2 separate regions of the Homo sapiens genome follow, and region 1 is linked to region 2. A link is an interaction called in ENCODE POLR2A ChIA-PET data of the cell type or tissue named here. Cell type or tissue: CD4-positive, alpha-beta T cell. All regions are shown on one strand. Links, peaks and the distances in the headings refer to the core of each region. The heading gives the core; the rest is flanking DNA. Region 1 has its middle 8.6 kb from the start of PIP4K2A. Region 2 overlaps PIP4K2A (phosphatidylinositol-5-phosphate 4-kinase type 2 alpha).

Region 1 (2,912 bases), core at 293-2,792, 67 kb after region 2:
ATTTTCCTATATGTAGGAAAAAGGGAACCTCCTGTGTTCGCAAAGAGTCCTTATGCAAGTTTACAAATTGTTTACCCATTGGGCATCATCTTCCCAATGCATACAGCCTATGCGTTTTTCGGGGACCTAGAAAAAATTTGAGATGTGAAAACAAAAATTTTGATTACAAAAGAAAACTGCAAAAGTGATATCAATAATAACATTTGACTAAATGTTGCCATTTATTAAATTTAAATTTAGTATTTAAAAAGTCATTACGTATATAAAGAATTTGTGAGTTAGCTTTTCTTATGTTACAAGTATGCATAATGATTGATAAAAAAGATAGTAAATAGTCAATCAAAAATTAAATGTTTGGCTGGACGTGGTGATTCATGCCTGTAATCCCAGCACTTTAAGAGGTTGAGGTGGTAGGATTGCTTGAGCCTAGGAGTTAGAGACCAGCCTGGGCAACATAGGGAGACCCTGCCTCTATAAAAAATAAAACATTATCCAGTCATAGTGGTGTGTGCCTGTGGTCCCAGCTACTCGAGGGACTGAGGTGGGAAGATCACTTGAGCCTGGGAGATTGAGGCTGCAGTGAACTGTGATCAGTGGCACTCTAGTCTGGGTGGATTGAGATTCTGAATCTCCAAAAAAAAAAAAAAAAAAAAGGCATAGCTAAACATTTTTAGAGCAAAATTATAAAAATCTTTTCTAATTTATTTTACAGCAAAAACGTTGAATTAAATGTGGACTGTGAATGCATTTTCATATGTTTGATACGCTGAAGGGTTGGAGCCTCCAAAAATAAGGATGCCCAGCCCTTAGGAGAGTTTTTTAAATGGCTGCCGGGAGGAAAGATTCTATTCTTTGTAGATCAACAAGGTCCAGACAAATTGGTGTGACCTTCAGACCTGAAGCCAACACTGAATGCCAAGACCAGAGGAATTAGAAGATTTTACACTTGATCTTAGCCAAAAGGCCAAGAAGCAAAGGAATCAGAAGATTTTAGCTTGAGCCTTTTGCCCTGGGCAAGGGAAAAGTCCAGAAGCAGGAAGCAAGGAGAAAATTCAAACTAGCTTCCCTGCCTAGAGCAGTGCATAGTGGAAGATCTCAGCCACACCTTCATTTGTGCCTTTTTTTTTTTTAGCTCACTGCAGCCTTGAACTCTTGGGCTCAAGCAATCCTCTTGTTTCAGCCTACCAAAGCGTTGGGGCTCCAGGCGTGAGCCACCGTACCTGGCCTTATTTGTGCTTTCCGCATTCCTGCAATCAAGGGGCACTCTTAATTTACATGCCTACTGCTCTTAATGGGAAGGTACCTAGAGGGAAATCTCACCTAAGGTCTGCTTTCATGGAGTTTTTAAATTCTAAAATATAGTATACACTGTACTGATGCTACACTGAAGATAACCTAGAGAAATAATTGATGTGCATATTTGAAAAGCATCTAAAAAAATATGACTTGAGATCAGCGTAAGAAAAGGATCACAGTCTTCTTCATGCTGCTGTGTCCAGTGGTCAGGGATGGGGCAGTTCCCAGGGTCTCCACTGCCCTCGAGAACCAAATGGAAGACACAGAACAACAGCTTTGAGAGTTAGCCAGGGACTGCCTTGCTTTCCCGGTAGCGCTGAGGGTATGAGTTGGTGAACCCTGTGTGGTTCCTGTTCATTAACCCAGGAGGAAGAATTGAGGTAGGTGAGAGGAACAAGAGGTCCCAGAGAGATTCCTGGTGCTACCCAGGCTGTTTCCACTTCCTCCTCACCACTCTCAGTTCCTGAAATTTGCGGTTGTAGCCTTCAGAAGCAGCCCCAGAACAATCACTCAGGAGGCCCCCACTGCAAAGGCATTCCTAGATCCATCTGTCACCCATACCTGTGCTCCCAAACTTGGGGAGCCTATCCAGTTTTACCTCAGTTACACAGAAGTCTGCAAACCCACGGAACCCTCTCCTGTCACGTGTGCAAACATCATGAAATTCTAACCCATGAGTTTTCTTTTTTTTTTCTTTTTTCTTTTTCTTTTTTTTTTTTTTGAGACAGAGTCTCGCTCTGTCGCCCTGGTTGGAGTGCAAAGGCGCAATCTCAGCTTACTGCACCCTCTGCCTCCTGGGTTCAAGCGATTCTCCTGCCTCAGCCTCCTGAGTTCTCTTAGTTTTGGATTTGAGTGCCTGATAGAAAGTTCTGGGTATTTTCAATTAGTAATCTGGTGCTCATCTTGTCACCCTCAGACATGGCCCTAGTCAGTTTCGAAAGTCTCATAAAATCTCAGAAGCGATGGAACTGGGCTTGAGGGTTTTTTAGACTCTGAAAAACAGCTTTTCAAAAAAACACCCTTCCATACTTTTAGCACTAGCTAACATTTGAGTGTTGCACTAAAAGGAAGTTACAGATGAAATCGTTGTTACATAAAATTCTAGGTCTGAATTTTAAAGATGGGGAGTCTTGATTATTCACAATATTCATGCCCCTGGTTTGTGCTTTCACCTTAACTATGGGATGGCTCCTCCTTAGAGAGTTGATGTCACAACTAACTTTCAATGAAGAGTCCTGTTTTTCCTTTACTAACTCAGGCTTTTTCCATTTTAGTTTTCAAATTCAAATTTTAAGTAGGTCATATTACTGGTATTTAAAAACTTGATAAACTAGAACTCAGGGACTAACTTGAAATCAGAGGTACGTTTATTACCATTTTTGCTCATTCATTCGTCACATATGTGTTGAGGTCCTAGAAGATTCTGAGCATAAAGGTGAGTAAGACACGTCCCTTGCCCTTGAGGGGTGCATAATTAAGTAGGGAGGATAAAGCTGCAAGCCAGCCATTTCCAATGCAATATGGTACCTTCTATAGCAAGACAATAGAGATAGGGCTGTAAATGCTTAGAGGGAGGAAGAAGCACACGATTAGCATGTGGTGTGGTGGCTCACATC
Region 2 (2,912 bases), core at 113-2,612:
CCAGGGTTGTATAATTCTGGGCAGTTAACACCTCTGAGCCCTCCCCTCACATATTTTAATAGGGATGATGGCATCATCCAGCTATATCTCAAGGCAGCAAATGAGATGTGTGCGACTGCTTTGAAACCTATGAAAGGTTTTACCTGTGAAAGTTCAAATTAAAGCAAATCAAAGAAGGCTACGGCAAAAGTGGGCCTGGGGCTTTACCCAAGGAAAATGCAGGGGACAGAAATGAGTGGACTGAAAAAACAGTGCACCAGGAGGGTGGCTCACACCTATAATCCCTACTTTAGAAGGCCAAGGAGGGAGGACCACCTGGGGCCAGGAGTTTGAGACCAGCCTGGGCAACAAAGTGAGACTCTGTCTCTAAAAAAGAAAATTTAAAATTTAAAAATGAAAATGGAAAAAGGAAATTGTGCCTCAAGAGGCAGGACAGAGGACATACACAAGGTAAATTGATAGAAGCCCTGGGATACCACCAGGTGGAAAAATAACAATTTGACTCAATTGAAACACTTTGCAAAATACCATCTCTAAGGCAGAGGTCTGAAGATTTTTAAGAAAAGCTGAAGCTCTTAACCCAGTGTAACAGGCACCGATCCCTGTCTATGCAGCCATGCACAAGATGAGATCTTCAGAGCTGGAGCCCTCGGCAGGAGGTGGAGGTCTGTTTGTGACTGCTGCCCTGCCTTCCAGAACCATGGTAATTTATGTTTCTTCTCTGCACAAGCCTGACGCCCCATATTTCAAATGCTGTCTCTTGATTTAGCCAGTTCACAGCTGTGCGGTCTTTTTCATTTGTCTTAAAATTACAGGTAAGTATAAAGAACAGAAACAACCACATATCTTTTTGATGTATTTCCTTCTAGGCTTTTGTGTTCTAAGTTGTTTGCAGATGGCTGAACTCATCCTGTAAACAATTCTGCAGCTCAGCGTTTCTCATTTAAAAATTCTTCCAAATATTTTAATGAGTAGGTGCTCAACAACTATTTATTAAAATGTAAACATGACTGGATGGCTAGAAAACATTCCGACATGCATCTGTACCACGATTCGCTTACTTACTCATTTATTGACTGTTGCTGAAGCATACCCTGGCTTTTTACCAAATCTGTGATTTGTGCAAGAGTGGAGTTTCCGGGTTCCTGTGTCAGCCTTAAGAGCTGAGTGTGTTGTGCTGGGTGTGTTGTGTAGTGTTGCATCGTTCCACTGGAGGGGCACAAAGCGCTGGAGTGGGCATCAATTCCAACTCCAGGCATTCCCCCATTAGCATCTTGGGGGAATCAAACCAAGAATCCACCAATCCTTAAGGGGCAAGTTCCTATCGATCTGCTCTACGGAGCATTAAGACCTCAATGACCCCAGACCTTGCTGCCATCCTCCTCTCAACTCCTATGGCACATTTAATGAAATAATATAGAATTACTCCTAAGTGTTTCATCTCATGTTATTGTTTCCTCATGGATGAGTTCTGACTCCCGTGTGAGGGACACCGGCTGTTCCCGCTCCTCCACATCTACTCAGCTCCTTCTGGTTAGTGTCCTGTGTCCCCACCTGGGGCACCGGCCCCTCTCGAATTCCCAGTCCAGCTCCAGAAGTGGGAGAGGGGAACTGTGCCTAAAAAAAATAAGCACTTCCCATTCCCCTGGACACGACAACTGCTTCAGGGACAGACGTATGACCCAATTTGGGGTAAGGACAGTCAGGCCTAAGACTTTCATTCCACTGTTAAGGGAAGAGACACTGTCTTGCTGGACTCAGTGGTGAACACGGTAAGGCTGGAGCTGCTGAGACCATCTTGCTGCTACAAGGGTGCAAATAAAGGCACGGTGGTTCACACCTGTAATCCCGGCACTTTGGGAGGCTGAGGCGGGTGGATCACCTGAGGTCAGGAGTTTGAGGCCAACATGGTGAAACCCCATCTCTACTAAAAGTAAAAAATTTGCTGGGTGTGGTGGCGGGTACCTGTAATCCCAGCTATTCAGGAGGCTGAGGCAGAAGAATAGCTTGAACCTGGGAGGCGGAGGTTGCAGTGAGCCGAGATCGTGCCACTGCACTCCAGCCTGGGTGAGAAGAGCCAGACTCCATCTCAAAAAAAAAAAAAAAGCAAAGAAAAAAGAAAGAGCCAGGCCATGGTAAACTATATGAGACTCTAGGTAGAACTACACCTGGATTTTTTTTATACTTGAAGTTCTCTTTCTGATCAAGTCAGTTTGAGTTATTTTATGTCACTTTCAAAACTGACTTTCAAAATAGAGTCCTAAATGATTCGCCAGTTAGATTCTAAACTCCCTGAGCTTGAGGAAGCCTCTTCCAGTTCCCAACGGGGCCAAGAGCAGTGTTCAGCATTTAATGTACACTTTGGCTCTAGGGCCATATTTTATTTTGCTTTATATCTGCCCCAACATCTAATACTGTGATTGATATATCAAACATCTGTGTCTTACTTTGTAGCACTCAGGCCACAATTGGAACAGAACATTCTCAGAAGCACCAACCGCCCCAGACAGCTGGTGGAGATAACTCTGTTGGCAACGCAGTACTTTTTCCTCCCTCTGCAATGGGATGCCTTCACCTCCAGACATCCATGGGAGACAGCTGGGAATAACCCCAAAGCACTTAAGATAATGAATGACGTTTAGGAACAAAGCACCAGTCTTCCATCAGCCCTTATCAAAAGGTATTCCATATTTCAAGGGACTAAAATTTGTCTTTTCAAGGAACTTCTTCAATTTTATTTTTGACTGTTGTGGGTCAGTAACAAGTCTTCCTAGAGCAATTTTGGATTTTTCTTTTCACCTGAAGGATCTTCAAAAGGATGCCTTTCAACTCCCTATTCCAAAGCAAAGACAGACGCACTGCTTTGACACGAAAAAAACAGGCTGAAACCAATTTAGATTCTACAATGGTAA

What was found. ChIA-PET counts read pairs that join two places held together with the same protein. Peaks named below come from ENCODE experiments on the same cell type or tissue, not always from the same donor. Only the 100,000 strongest peaks of a DNase experiment are listed, where the experiment ranks them.
Region 1: POLR2A ChIA-PET joins it to region 2 with 5 read pairs; 10 of 35 experiments call an interaction of 5 or more read pairs at or near these places.

Annotation. Positions count from the first base shown.
Region 1 is chr10:22,721,751-22,724,662 of GRCh38, forward strand. No RefSeq gene overlaps it. Among named protein-coding and RNA genes, the nearest start is that of PIP4K2A, 8.6 kb to the left of the region's middle. RefSeq lists an enhancer at 1,521-1,630. In CD4-positive, alpha-beta T cell, for the core only: no CTCF peak of the experiment used is centred there; a DNase peak (open chromatin) is centred at 1,731.
Region 2 is chr10:22,654,707-22,657,618 of GRCh38, forward strand. The region is part of intron 1 of PIP4K2A (phosphatidylinositol-5-phosphate 4-kinase type 2 alpha); the gene reads right to left. Among named protein-coding and RNA genes, the nearest start is that of PIP4K2A, 58 kb to the right of the region's middle. RefSeq lists an enhancer at 708-777. In CD4-positive, alpha-beta T cell, for the core only: a CTCF peak has its summit at 330; DNase peaks (open chromatin) are centred at 735 and 1,125; H3K4me3 peaks cover 1,397 bases; H3K27ac peaks cover 2,500 bases.